3 separate regions of the Homo sapiens genome follow, and all the other regions are linked to region 1. Evidence: read pairs that join two places in POLR2A ChIA-PET (ENCODE). Cell type or tissue: MCF 10A. All regions are shown on one strand.

Region 1 (5,000 bases):
GCACTCCAGCATGGGCAACAGAGTAAGACCCTGTCTCTAAAAAAAGAAAAATAAACACGTAACGTGCATAGAGCTACATGTGTGAGCCTTGCATTGTTCTAGGAGCTCATAGAGATAATTCCTCACTTCATTCAGTCATCTTACAGATTCCTTTCAAATGAAGGATAGTCTGTCTTAATTGTCATTTAGATGAATAACTGAATAAGGAGGTGCATTCATTCAAATCTTTTTTACTTTTTCTAAATAATCGCTTTGCTGACCAAGACACTTCAACTTTTTTGGGAAAGACATTCCAGTGCTATCATTTATGCGTTTTGAAGAGTGAGGAAGGGAAGTTATGATGTGTAGTAGGAAAATGCAGTTTTATTGCAGGGAGTGATTGGTTCAGTCCTTCCCTTCCATCCAAGATCTGACTGTCTTTTCTTGGGTTATTGCTCCAGATCAGCACCCCTAGTTATCGTTCAAAATGAAAGCTCATCCCTTCTGATTGACTAAGGCCACTTACATCTAAATTTCTTCGTGCCTGTTAGTTACCCTGAGGAGAGCACCACAACCATATGCATGTGATAGCTTAGGCTGTTCTGAATCATGCGTTCCCTCACCAAAGAGAAAAACAAGTGGATGAATTTCCCTTTTCTGTAGCACTCACCCCAGTGAACATAACCTGTCTGCACAGCAAGTCCCTGGGCCTGATCTTGGTACAAACTTGAATTGGTGTCCCTTGTGTCTTTTTCATATTGAATCTCCTTCCGAGGCGAATCACAGGGAAGTCCCTGAATTTCCCCAAAGACTGCTTCTCCAGTTTTCTGTGTTGCATGTGCTACCAAGCTCATTTGCTTCCTTTTGGAAGAGGATAATAGAGCCTTAGAATTTAGGTGCGGAAAGAACCTTAGTGGTCCCTTGATCAGCTGCCACCTTTTATAGATGAGATCCAAAAAGGCACTAACATGGCTTGACTGCTGAGTAAAAATAGATCTGCAGCTCAGGCATGCTGCCTCCTCCCAGTCCCGTGAGCTTTCCTCTTTTTCACATGTGTTTTCTCCGTACAAGTGTCTGTTGGGAGGATTCTCAAGAGGCGCACAAGGTCGGCGTACTGGCTCTGGCGCTGCCGGTGAATAAGGTGGTTACCGCGTCAGCCCCGGCTTGGTTCCTCCACGGCCCCCACCACTGCCACTCAGTGCCCACACACATTCCTACTCCACTTTAGCTACTCCTGCAGATGCTCCCATCTTCCTTCACAGCCAAACTCCTGGTTCACTACATCTTTCCATCTGCTAGAATCTCTATGGCACCAAATAAGTGTCAGTTCTGGAAAAAGCCACCTTTTCCCTGCTTCCTACAAGTGTCTGCTTGGTGAGCTGGCTGCACGGCAGCGCAGCCTGCCGAGAGGCTTTCCCTGACGGAAACTGACTTGGCCCCTTGCAAGCCCATGTCTTCCTTTTATGGCCTTCACTCTTGCCCTGTGCTCCACTGTGGGTGGAGCAGCATCTGGCAGAGATGATCAGGGCTGCCTGACCCAACAGGTTAAGAAAAGCAAACAAGTCTGTGAGGACCAATTCGTCAGCCGGCAGCCTCCCTTTGTGGAAGGTGAGGCACCATCCTTGAGACAACTAACCTAGTAGAAAAAGAATTTCTGAAACCCAGACCTTAAGCCAGATTCCCTGAAGTGGGGATGACCTGGGGATAAACCACAGGGCAAAGGGACTCCTTTTTCCTCCTGAAGAGAGAGTATCACCTCATCTGAATGGCTTCTTGACCCAGAAAAATCTAAAGAACAGCATGCCTCCTGTTTTACGGCAGGTCTTGTTCTTGGAATTTTGGTCTGCATTTCTGCTCACCCAATATTGCATGGCTCCCATGTTAATGACCCTTTCCTACATCCATCCACTTAAAGTTGTAATGCAGTCCTGCATCCAGTGCCCTCAGCTGTGTCCCTGAGCTGTTAAGCTGAATTTCTGTGCCAACTGACAAATACCGAGTGCCTACTCTGGGGAAGCCTCTGTGGCTGTTCCAGACAGAAGATGACAAAGTTCTAAGTGCATAGTGTACAAAAAACCACTAACTTCATGCCCGCTGGCTTGATCTCAACAGTTAAGCAAAATCAGCAGAAGGGGACTTTTGCTTTATTTAGTTTGATGGCTTCCTTTCTACCAGCTTATAGAATATTATCTGCTTCTAGGTTGCTAAATATCAATATAAAGCATATTATTCCAGTAAGTGCCAATGCAGTTGTTAGATGCTGGCGCTGAAGTTAGTGCTCACTGCATTCTCTCTTGTTGGCTGTCTACTTGAGTCACCGATTGGCACAGCCAGAGCTATAACCAGTCTGTGAGGATTGATTTGCCCTGACTTGTATCTTCATGTGTGGTCTATAAGGTCTGCCAGATTGGCTTATAGTCACAACCAGCATGTCCTAAGCAAAATGAAACTATATGAACAAAAATCAGCTCTCATTTCACTGCTAGACTTTGGTGTTTTCTTTAAGAAGTAGCCTTGTTAATGCTTAGTTTTGCCTTGGGGGCCTTAATGTGTCATTAACTGCCTGGAAATACCTTTCATTTAAAAAAGTATACTTTAGTACCTAATGTTCAATTTAGTATCGATCTGGATATTTTAGCAAATTTTGACTTTTCAAAGACAAAGTTTCTGTCTTGTAATGTTTCTTGGGCCGGCTATACTGCCTTTCATCTAAAACTCACTACAGTTCACTGGGCCGTTTGGTAACAGGGTAACCTGGGCATAATTAGGTGCTTGATTGACAAGAGAGTTACCAGTACCAGAAGTCAGGTTCTATTTTAACCCCATCATTTCCAATTGATTGTTTTTCTCTCCACCATTATTCACTGTCTCTCAAGTGTTAGCACTCTGAGTTGTTGAACGGAGGTTTGTATGCTGCGCAGAGCCCTGTCGCAATGCCCCAGCAAGCTTCTTGTTGGCATGTGGCCACTCTAAATTGTGCTCCAGGATCTGCTATGGGTCCATGCTTGCAGGAGAAACAGCTGTGTAGAATTTCCTATTGCATTTCATTTGTGGGTTTAGAACTCGGTTGCTTATTTCATATTGTCTCCCTTTTCAGTCCTTCAAGGTACATTTTTCCAACTTCTCTAATGAATTATTACATTTCTGAGTAGCTGATATGTTTTTATCTTATCTAAGCAGTATATTTATAATTCCTTCTTTGCATTGGCTAATCTGATTAGTAGTTCAGAACCCAATTTTCAGATTGTCTATAGCAAACTGTGAAGAACTGTGCTGTCAAGTAGAAATAGAATATAAGCCACATATGTAATTTAAACTTTTCTAATACCACATTAAAAACTATAAAAGGGGAGGAAATGGAAAATTAGTAAAAAAAAAAAAAAAAAAAAAAAAATTCTTTTTGAGACAGTCTCATTCTGATGCCCAGGCTGGAGTGCAGTGGCGCAATCTCAGCTCACTGCACCCTCCACCTCCTGGGTTCTAGTGATTCTTGGCCTCAGCTTCCTGAGTAGCTGGGACTACAGGCACGCACCACCACACTCGACTAATTTTTATGTTTTTAGTAGAGATGGAGTTTCACAATGTTGGCCAGACTGGTCTTGAACTCCTGACCTCAAGTCATCCATCCACCTTGGCCTCCCAAAGTGCTGGGATTACAGGCATGAGCCACCGCGCCCAGCCTAACATTTTAATAATTATATCTAATCCAGTATACCTAAAAGATTACTTTAATCAACTCCCAAAATATGTAAGTCTGTTATACATCAGTAAAAAAATCAATATAAAAATATTACATTCTCTTTTTTCTACTAAGTCATTTCAGACTAACACCATTCAAGTTCAGGTGCTCCCTAGATGTGGCTGTGGCTGCAGCTGCCAGATGGTAGCATGCAGGACAGTGAGAACTGATAGCCTCCCGAGGGTACGAGCCTTCACTTGGCCTTAATTTATTTCTTCCTCCTGTATTTTCCCTTCTTAACATTCTCACTTGTGCACATGCCGCAAGATTAAAAACAGGTATCTTTGTAAGCCACTCTGAAGGAAGCCGTTTTGAAACAAGACACTGCATAAATGAATAAAAGTGTCTTTTCCAAAGGAGCCTGTGAAGGGCTGGATGGATGTGCAGATGCAGGCACACTGATTTGTAGGATGCCAGGAGAAGGGAATTTTGTTTTTTTTCTGTTTTCTATTATTTTGTGTGGAGCCAGGCTGCTTATTGGTGTCTGGGCAGATTTGGAGCCTACACATCTTAAATTATTCATTTTTCTTAAACTCGGGAGGAGAGGAAGACACAGGAAAACTGGGACCTCCCACAGTTAATTTGAAGTTTTTTATTTTTTAAGAGAGGATTTCAGGTTTGTTAGGGATTGTCCTAAATTGACTGGTGTCCCAGATTTCTAACTTGGTGACCTGACACTTAGGAAGTTTCGTTCTAAATGCACATGAGAATTAATTGAAGGGTCTCACCCATCACTTACCTGCCACCTGCTAGACAGTATGTGGGCTTCCTCCTGAACCCAGAGCCATGGGAAGGAGGCCGTCAGGGAGTCTGCATGTCAGACTCCTTAGAAAGCTGGTGTATGTGCTAACAAGTGAGGCACAAGAATGCAAGAAAGACTTTCATCGTGGAAGAATTCTGTGTTGTTTTAGTGATTAAATGTATTTAGCACTTTAGTTGGTATAAATGGATGCTTTGAAGGTACTTAAATTCTTTTTTCTTTTTTTTAACCCTACTTTCAAGCTACCAAGTTAGAGATACTTAAATTCAATAGTGACAGATTCCCTTTTCCTTACTCCCACTAAAATATTTACAGTCTTTTCAGGGTTTTTTGAAAAATAAAAACATGTTTCTGTATATGGAGAGATATAAAGACAGTATTAAAAAAATTGAATCAGTGGAGGGGAAAAAATGTTAGCTAGAATCCCAGAGCAATTGTTTCTATTGTTGTTATATATCTTTGTAGTCCTTTCTGTAAAATACACGGGATTTTGTAGACGGTTTCCTTTCAACATTGTACTTA
Region 2 (5,000 bases), 190 kb before region 1:
TCACAATACTTAATATTACTCCTTTGTCTTCTTGCAGCACATGTGCTGTTGAGAAATCTAATATCAATATGATCCTTGTTCCTTCATAGATAACATGTTCTTTCTTTCTAGAAGATTTCAGAATTTCTTCTTTATGTATGTTACTTTGACATTTCATTCTAATGTATCTAGTGTGGATCTTTCCTTTTCTCTTTGGCACCTTTATAAACTTTTCAATCTGAAATCATTCATCTTAAATTATAAGAAATTTAATGTTATTTCTTTGACTATATCATCTTTTTTTTTCCTTTTTTTTTTTTTTTTTCTGAGACAGAGTCTTACTCTGTCGCCCAGGCTGGAGTGCAATGGCACGATCTCAGCTCACTGCAACCTCTGCCTCCCAGATTGAAGCAATTCTCCTGCCTCAGCCTCCCGAGTAGGTGGGATTACAGGCTCCCACCACCACGCCTGGCTAATTTTTTGTATTTTTTAGTAGAGATGGGCTTTTGCCATGTTGACCAGGCTGGTCTTGAACTCCTGACCTCAGGTGATCTGCCCACCTTGGCCTCCCAAAGTGTTGGGATTACAGGCGTGAGCCGCCGTGCCTGGCCTATGTCCTCTTCTTCCTTTTTGTTTCTAATTTCCCCTCTTGGGACTCACATAGGTGCTGACACTTGTACTTCCATCCTGTCATGCTGGACCCGTTGACTTCATTAGGGATGGTACCATGTTTGAGAGGCCGAAGAAGAGACTTGGAACCTGCAAACAAGACAGGGTTTATTGAGGAGACTTAAATACAGGGTGGTCTAGTGTTGGTGGGCTGGACAGGAGAACCACAACCAATTGTAAAAAGCATGCAATTTATATAGCATTTTCACTTAACACACTTCCCCTAGCAACCTCCACCTGGCAATGTTCATTTAACCCAAAACAAAAGAGGGCCTCCATCCCCTGTACAGCCTGCATTCCAGGGAATAGGCTGCAGGTTATGGTCCTCATAGATAAGGAATGAATCTCCGGGTTGGCCACTCCTAGATTCCTTAGCTTGGAACTCCAAACACACATTCTTCTTAGACGATAGGGTCATTCTCAGGGTATGCTTACGTTATTGCTGTCAGGTGAGTCTGCCATACAGGGTCATTCTCTGGGTATACTTACGTTATTGCTGTCAGGTGCATCTGCCATACCGGGTCATTCTCAGGGTATGTTTATGTTATTGTTGTCACATGTGCCTGCCGTACAATCCTCCATATTTCTTTGATATGTTTTATGCATTATCATTTCCTGCTGGCTTTTCCATCTGTTTAGCTGTGAGTTTTTAGAGGAGGGCCTCAACAAACCATGGGAAACTACAACCTAACACCCACTTTTGTAAATAAAGTTTTGTTGGAATAATCATATTCATTCTCTATGTACTGCCTATGGCTGCCTTTGTGCTATAATAGCAGAGTTGAGTAGTTGTGACAGAGACCATGTGGCCCATAAAACTTAAAATGTTTACTATCTGGCCCTTTACAGAAAAAGTATGCCCACCCCCATTCTAGAAGATAGGAGTCATCTTGTTCTATTTTCCCTCCTAAGGGCCTAGAATGTACCCTGCCCAGGCTTGTTGAATGAATGAATACATGAATAAATAAGCTTCAAAGGACAGATATATCAAAAGGTGGAGGCCGGGCATGGTGACTCATGTGTGTAATCTCAGCACTTTTGGGAGGCTGAGGTGGGAGAATTGCTTGAACCCAGCATGGGCCACATAGCAAGATCCAGTCATGTGTTTTTGTTTTTGTTTTTGTTTTTATTACAGGTAGAACTAGAGCATTCTAGCTAAAGGGAACAGAAATAGAATAAGTAAATACGTACAAGTGAAAATCAAGGGCAGCTTTCCAGTAGAGCAAAATGTCTAGCAAAAGTGAAGTCAGAAAGACTGGTTTAAGAAATATTCTGGGGCCAGGCATGGTGACTCATGCCTGTAATCCCAGCACTTTGGGAGGCCGAGGCGGGTGGATCATGAGGTCAGCATTTCAAGACCAGCCTGGCCAAAATGCAAAATGGTGAAACCCTGTCTCTACTAAAAACACAAAAATTAGCCAGGCGTGGTGGTGGGCGCCTGCAATCCCAGCTACTCAGGAGGCTGAGGTAGAGAATTGCTTGAACCCGGGAGGTGGAGGTTGCAGTGTGCCGAGATCACGCCACTGCACTCCAGCCTGGGCAACAAGAGCGAGGCTCCATTTCAAAAAAAAAAAAAAATTCTGGAAAGCCTGGAGTCTAGAATGAGGAGTTGATACTGAATTCCCTTTGCAATTGCCACATATATCACATGACCAGAGGTATAATTAAGGAAGATTCATCTGAGAGTGGAGGTTGCTGTAATGGTGAAGTTCTAAAGAGCTGACTCAGAATGGTGATGGAAAGTTTCTGAGAGACAATGCAGCTGGGTGGAAAGAGATGGGCTTCACAGCCAAACATCTACAACCCAGCCCCACAACATCCCAACTGTGTGACGTTAGGCAGTTGCTCAATCTTTCTGATTCGTAGCTATTTGTCAAACATGGTGATTCAGTGAGGATCCAGTTACAAAAATAACACTCATGCCAGGTAGTTCAGTGGAGAAAATTTAATACTGAAAGACCCAAAAGGGGAAGGTGAGACTATTCAGGCATTAAGCAACTGCCACCCTAAGGTGGGGACTAAGGGAGAACTTAGTGTTACAGGAGCTCAGGAGGCAGGGCTGTTCATTGGGATCTGTAGAAGCTGGGGCTATGGGGGAGGTGCTGCCACTGGGCCAGAGCCATTGCCCAGAGCAGAGAAAGAAGAGAAATGCCCAGGAGTTGCCTCTCTTCCTGCCCTTCTATCTCCTCCCAGTGCCTTCCATTGGCCAAACCCACCCAGAAGCCAGTTTCCCAGCAAAGAAGCCCTGAAAAGGTGGTTTGGGAGAATCTACCCCGTGACTGAAGGCAGAGTAGAGGAAGGGCACCTAGACTAGACTAGACTAGATTTGAGGCAAACGAGCAGATGACCTGTGCCATCTATCTCTGACTTGGGGTTGTGTTGAAGCAGGCTGAGCTGACACTGTGGGCTTCCACGTAGTATACAATCAGTAAATGGTAAATGTTCTTTTTTTCTTTTTACATCTCCATCCTCATTTTTTACCATTCGTCCCCAAATTCAGACATATTGATGTCTTTTTAGTTTCTAAAGGTCACTATGAACTCTATGACTTTGGGACCTGTGGATATTTAACTCCCTCTGCCCACGAAGTTTCATGTCCCCGTTTGATCACACACATTTTCCCCAACTTCCTCTTTTCTTTTCTTCTTTCAAAAATTTTTTTTCTTCCTCCTTCCCTCTCCTTCTCTCTTCTCCCTCTTTTGTTTTAGAATTCATCTTAGTTACTACCTCTGCCAGGATGCCTTCCCCAAGTCCTTTAGTGTTTGTTGGATGTCCCTGTCTGTGCTCTGATAACCTCCTATGCTCTATCATGTGTGCCTCTAGCCTAGCACTGAGCAAGACATAGATTTATTTTTTCTTTCCGTATGAGTTTTCTGTCGCTGCATAACAAATTACCACAAACTCAGCAGTCTAAAACAACACTCATTCATTACCTGACAATTTCCATAGGTTGGACTTGCGGCATGTTTTACCTGGGTCCTCTGCTCGGGATCTCACTAGGCTGAAATCAAGGTGTAGCCAGATGTATCTTCATCTGGAGGCTTGACTAGGGAAAGTTCATTTTCAAGTTCCCTTGGCACAATCCATTTCTTATGACTGTGGCCTTTTTTTATTTTATTTTTTATTTTTACTAGCTGTTGGCCAGAGGCCACCCTCAGCTCCCAGAGGATGCTTTCAAGTCCTTGCTATATGGCCTCTATACAGCATGGTAATTTGCTCCTTTAGGGCCAACAGAAGAGAAGCTGCTGCAGCTTTGGATCTCTCTGACTTACTCCTTCTTTGGCTCCTAGATCCTCTTTTCAAAAAAGAGCTCACCTGGTTCAGTCAGACCCAACCACACTCAAGGAGAGGAAATGAAATCATGTGGGATTGGGAATCTTGGGAGCCATCTTAGACTTCTGCCTACCACACTCTCCTTCTAGATACGAACTCTCTGAGAACAAGGTTATTCTCTTACTTCTCTTTATATCCCCAGAACTGAGCAGAATTAGTACCTGACAGTAGCTATTTAATACAAGAATAAAGACATAAAACAAAAAAAGGGAAGAAAACTCATAAGGAAGGGAGAGATTTAAGAGGAAAGTTAAATATGACTTGGTAATAATGGACACTTGAATCAGAATCCCGAGTCTATAATGGCACCATTAACAAAAGTTGAGAACCAAATAACAGGAATTGGGTAGTATAAGTTCCACGTTAGATACATTGAATTTATTTTGCCTGTGGGACAACCACATGGAATTTCTTGCAAACCAATGAGGGTGATAGTCTGGAACTTAGAAGAGAGATGTGGGTTGGGATGAAACAAAGTATTGAGTGCTGAGTTCTTGAAGTTGTGACATAGTCTTTAGGGTGCTCTTACCTCCAATCCTGCTCCACCGGGGCACTGTTACTTAGCTTTTCTAGTCTAACCCTCTCTATTATTTCTTTTCCTTCCCACTTCTCAACTATTTGACTTTCCCATAATCATTCAGGTTTCCTTTTCCTCTTCTTATTTAGTCCTCCAGATATAACTGTCAGCATGAAAACCCCATTGCCAGCTCCCTTGAGCCTGCTGATGTGAATTTCACACTGATAGACACTAGTTGAAACACTTATACTAATCTAATTTTGTGTATAGTGTTAAGAACATGGCCTTCAGCCATGGAAGAGCTGAGTTCAAATTCTACTTCTACTATTTAATTGGTTATGTAATCATGATCAAGATGAAATATCTCTCTGAGGTTATAACTTCTTTATTCATGAACTAGACAATATACCCACATTTTCAAGGAGATTAAATAAAGTTATATGTGTACAATGTCTGGGAAATTGTGGAAACTCAGTTAAATCCCTACATTTGTTTTGGGGGA
Region 3 (5,000 bases), 110 kb before region 1:
AAAAGTTTTGGATTTTGGAGCATTTTGGATTTCAGATTTTCAGATTTGGGATGCCCAACCCAAACAGATTGAATCTGATTCTCTATTCAATTTGTTGCAATGTTGTTTTGGTTGAAGTCTATAAAGAAAATCCAACTTCACACAGAAAGAGGATGAGTATTTTTAATACCTTCTTTGATATTATACCAAAACTCTGTAAGTGTTAGTTTCTTAAAGGTTAATTGCATTGTGGAATCTGAAATGAGCTTTTTAAAAAAACTAAACCTTTGATACATTAAAATCAGTTGGTCTGTTTTGCACTTTTTTTCAGTGGATCTTTCATCCATGCATGATTTTGGTTTTTGTTTGAGAGAGAGTCTTACTCTGTCACCCAGGCTGGGGTGCAGTGGCACAATCTCAGCTCACTGCAACTTCCACCTCCCAAGTATCTGGGATCAGAGATGCGTGCCACTATGCTCAGCTAATTTTTTGTGTTTTTGGTAGAAATGGGGTCTCACCATGTTGTCCAGGCTCTGGTATCAAACTCCTGAGCTTAAGCGATCTGCCTGCCTTAGCCTCCCAAAGTGCTGGGATTACAGGCGTGAGCCACTGCACCTGGCCTACCCATGTATGATTCTGTTATACCATTGGTCATTTCAAAACTAAGGCAGATCTTCTCATATAACTTTCATCACTGTCACTCTGATCTCATCAGGAAAGTCTTTAAGTATTGGCGAAGCTGGCAAGATTATGTGGCAGATGCAAAAAGTCTTCCAAAATGCTTGAAAGCTCAAATTTCATCATTGGCAATAAGTACTGTCAATTGTTTTCCTCAAAGAAACAGGCTCAACTTTGTTCATTTTTAATGTCTGCCAGATACCCAAGTCAGAATAACTACAGTTTGTGAATTGTTCTTTCAAGTAAAAATGGTAGTCCATGAAAAAAAAGCTAGCTCAGCTTGCAACTCAATTACACAAGTGCTTTTCTTCTAGACAGCCATTGTACTTAAGTGTGCAGTGGACTGCTTCCTGGGTACTTCCCATTTTATCACAAAGAACATCAAAAAGACCCATGCTCAAGGGTCAAGATTTAATGAACGTAATAATTCTGACTGCTTGCTTCATTAACGACAATCATAAAGGAAACGCTTAAAAAAAAATAACGTGTGGTAGTGAAGAATGCAGTGACTACTAGTTTCATTTGCTGTCACTGCTTTGGTTAGTGCGAAGGCGCCAGCAGTTTCCCCATAATTGCTTTTGCACCATCAGTGCAAATGTCAGCACAGTGAAAAGACAATGTCTTTGTGTTATTCTAAAAATAGTTCTGACCTCTGAGAGGGTCTTGGGGACTCCCAGGAATCTAGTAAACACACTTTGAGAACCCTTGATAGAGGTGCCTTGGGCCTCCCTCCCAGCATTGTCGTTTTAGTGCCAGGCATTAACATGTTTGTATTTCACGACGATTTAGTAATACAATCTGGACTATCTCTTTATGAGACGGGCAATGTTGTCATGATTCTAGGTAGAAGAACGGAGAGTCCACAGTGCAGGCAGTTATTCAGTATTCATCTAAGAGTCTTCAGCTCCTCCGGTGTGCTGGTCCCTATGAGATGCTGAAGCACAACCTCCCTCCATCCTTGCTCATCCAAGTATTTTCCTGCTTTTGAGGCACGGCTTAAACGCTTTCCATGGTCCTCTGAGTAGGAAGTGATTTCGTTTGTGCTTCGTATAGGACTTACTATATTGCATGCTCAAGTTTTTTGTTTGCTTCTTGTCAATCCCTTCATTGCTTAAGACCAAAATGAGGTACTATTTTTCCTGTAATCTACGTGTAGTCCAAAAAAGGCGGGCTGTTTTGTAAATATTTGTCTCTATGTAAGGAAATCAAAACTGAAAGCGGAGTAACACCAAGTATGCCCGTTTCTTGAGCTCAAGCACTGGAAGGATCAAAAGTAGCGAACGTGGTTTACTGCCGCGGTCTTGTTCCTGCTCACTGCCGCCTCTGGGGGCCCCATATTCAACAAATATTCAAATTGGAGCTGGAGTTCTGAGCGGCTGGGTACTGTGTATTCCAGCGGTGGGTGTCTGTACGTAGTTAGAACCTGGCAAGAGAGCACTCTCGAGGAGCCCGCAGGCGGGGCTCGGCCGGGGACCAGCAGGGCTTGTCGGCGCCCAGGCTCTGCCCCCTACCCGACCCTGCCTGCCGCTTGCCGCCTGCCTTTGGCTAGGGCCGCCGAGCGCCCTGCCCATTTAAGTAGGCGGGCCGTACCACCGCAACTTTCTTGACAGGGGGTATCCCGGCGGACTCGGACAACTTCAAGTGAGCCCAGAGGCAATTTCTTTTCCTTTCTAACTGTGGCCCGCGTTGTGCTGTTGCTGGGCAGGCGTTGGGCGCCGGCGGTCTTCGAGCGTGGGGGCCCGCTGGCTTTCCCTTCTCAGAAACTGCGCCGGGGGCGCTCGCTTGCCCCGGATTCGGACGCGGCGCTCCCCGGGCTCGTCTGAAGTGCAGATCGCCGCAGAGGCCCCAGTGCCCGGATGTCCATCAGGATTAGCGCGAGCCAATACGGGCCGAGCCCGGGGCTGCGCCGAGGACGCCCGGGGCTCGAGAGCAGGTAGTCCCGTAACATCGGGGCGCCGCGCCGGGACGCGTCCCCGCCCGGCTCCGCCAAATGGTGAGCGCGGCGCTGGCAGCAGGGCCCGCGGGGTGAAGGCGCTCATGGACGGAAGACCCCTGGCTCTATAAGCTGAATTATGGCAGCCCAGTCAAGGTAAGCCGTGCACCGGAGAAACTTTTCAAACGCGTTCGTGGCGAGGGGAGCTGAAGGTTGCGGGGGAGGGCAGGGTGCGGGGAAGGAGACGGACAGGAAGCAGCTTTGTCATTGCCTTCTCATCATTCCCGAGGCTGTGGCTTGACTAAATGTCAGATAAAAAGCAGTTTGGAGAACATGCTGGACAATTTCTGCACAGCGGAGAGAGGGATGGAGTTAAAGTGAAGATTAAAGTTAGATAGCCCCCTTCTTCCCCCAGAACTGTTATTTTCCGGGACATTAAGTTGATTTCACTTGTCCGCCCTTGCCCAAATTTCCATTTAGATTCTTTGTGCGCCTACCCCTCGGTTTTCTGGATTTCTTGCTGTTGTCTCGAGGGGAAGTTTAGAAATACGATTAATGTAAAACATAGTTCACCTTGGAGAGGGTGGGTGAGAATTTGCCTGGTGAGTGAAAATTTTACTGCTAGAATGTACGATTCCACATAAAACGGCCCCGCTTACGTGAATCTGCTGAGTAGGCAAAGACCGGGAACGCGCCGGGGTGGTGAAGGGGAGAGAGGATAATGAACTGCAGTTGCTGTCAGAGGAGCGCTATTGTAAGAACCTGAAGCCCCGTCTTTCCATGGTTTGTTACTGTTTTTGTAATGAGCGTTGAAGAAGAGTGATGACAAGGCATTAGTGATTATTATGAGATCCAAACTGTTCTGTGCGATTTTATTTTAGTTTTGACAGCAGTTGGTGCTAAGGGAGACTTAGGAGTTATATATACATTCTCTTTCAACTGTGTTTTGCTAGAAAGCAGTTTGGTCTCACATATTTAAAGTAGTAGGGTTCTTCAAGCTGATATTTGATGTAGAACAGTGATTTTGGGAGGTCTCAGAAGACTTAACACGTCTGAAGACTCAGATCATGGAGAGAAATGGATGTTAAATGTTCATGTTTGGGCTGGATGAGACAATGTTTTTTTCCTACGAAATAGAACTTTCTAGGAAGGAAAGAGCTTCTCTGTATAAAGTACCTCCTATGTGCTACCTGCTTTTTATATTTCTTCTTCTCAACACAGTGGTTTATCCTCTGCTTCCATTTTATTGAGTTTTAAGAAAGTGGTTCTTAATCTGGGGCCAAGTAGTAGAACTTGGATGAGAAACACAAGTTGTGTCTCTATTTTTGTTAACCTCTAGCTGAAATTTAGTGTTTTTTTTTTTTTTAAGTAGGACTAGAGATAAAACTATAGTACCAGTCCTTGTGATGTTATCACAATAGAAACTATATGTCTTTTCATAATCTTAATACAATTGTTGCAGATGTCTTCAAACACCTTTTGTGCTCTCCACTCAGGAAATTAAGGAACTGCTTTATCTTGCTTAATTCAGTAGTAAAGAAAAACACTACTGTACCATTGATTTCTTTTAAATATTTTAATAGGTGCTTGTCTATATAATCTGGTACCTTTGTATTCTTATGTATTTTATTTAATGTATTTAAAAACATTTTTCTGATAGTGCTGTTATTGTCAGACTGCTACAGAGGTCCATGGCAGAAAATTAAGATTAAGATACCTTGATCTAAGAAGTTAGTAAATGCTGTGTGACAGATCTCAGTAATATAGCGCAGGGATTTGTACCCAGGTGTGAGAGATTCAATGCCAGCGCTCTTAAACTAATGATAAAAATAAAATGAGACACAAGCTAAATTGGACACTGCTGTGTGCCAGGCACAGCATTAAGCAGCTTTAATTGGATTAGCTCTGACTCTTCTCAGGCACCTAAATGGGTAAGTACTTTTATTATCCACATTTGTTAGTTGAGGAAACTGAGGTCCAGCCTGGCTGTTTCTTGCCTGAGGTCACAAAGGTGGAGCAACGCCTGACTCCAGATCTGCTTTGCACACTTCCTCCCTTATGCTTCCTCTTTAATGCTGAGGTGAGATGTTAAAGGGAGCTGCCAAGCCTCAGTATAACAGTACAAAGAATGATTCCTGCTAAAATTGGTTGTTTGTAATATGTAATAATCCTGAGTTATCAGTGTGGTGGTTCAACTTGCCAGCAATTAAAATAGGAGAATTGTGCTTATTTCTGATCCTCTACCCCACCTTCCGACATGCCCTGGAACTAGGAACAAAGCCACAAGACTGTTATGTCTGTTGTTTTCTTAGTCTGTGTGTTGGGAGTATATCTCACATTTTGTAAATGTGCATTTTCTTTGGTTACACCTGGAATGTGGTCCAAGCTCATTCAGATAATTGTGCTCTGT

The links. ChIA-PET counts read pairs that join two places held together with the same protein. Peaks named below come from ENCODE experiments on the same cell type or tissue, not always from the same donor. Only the 100,000 strongest peaks of a DNase experiment are listed, where the experiment ranks them.
Region 2: POLR2A ChIA-PET joins it to region 1 with 61 read pairs; 10 of 35 experiments call an interaction of 5 or more read pairs at or near these places.
Region 3: POLR2A ChIA-PET joins it to region 1 with 63 read pairs; 9 of 35 experiments call an interaction of 5 or more read pairs at or near these places.

What each region holds. Positions count from the first base shown.
Region 1 is chr4:87,119,534-87,124,533 of GRCh38, forward strand. The region is part of intron 12 of AFF1 (ALF transcription elongation factor 1); the gene reads left to right. Among named protein-coding and RNA genes, the nearest start is that of KLHL8, 99 kb to the right of the region's middle. RefSeq lists an enhancer at 598-1,173. In MCF 10A, no CTCF peak of the experiment used is centred here; DNase peaks (open chromatin) are centred at 1,498, 2,338 and 2,938.
Region 2 is chr4:86,925,589-86,930,588 of GRCh38, forward strand. AFF1-AS1 (AFF1 antisense RNA 1) reads right to left here. Exons shown (of 3, transcript NR_038841.1): 3 at 1-738. It also overlaps a transcript of C4orf36 not described here. Among named protein-coding and RNA genes, the nearest start is that of AFF1-AS1, 6.8 kb to the right of the region's middle. In MCF 10A, no CTCF peak of the experiment used is centred here; DNase peaks (open chromatin) are centred at 1,633 and 2,473.
Region 3 is chr4:87,004,679-87,009,678 of GRCh38, forward strand. All of the region lies in intron 2 of AFF1 (ALF transcription elongation factor 1), which reads left to right. Among named protein-coding and RNA genes, the nearest start is that of AFF1, 72 kb to the left of the region's middle. RefSeq lists enhancers at 1,338-1,387, 1,758-1,907, 2,378-2,457 and silencers at 2,138-2,247, 3,119-3,413, 4,561-4,610. In MCF 10A, a CTCF peak has its summit at 2,005; DNase peaks (open chromatin) are centred at 2,213, 2,503 and 3,293.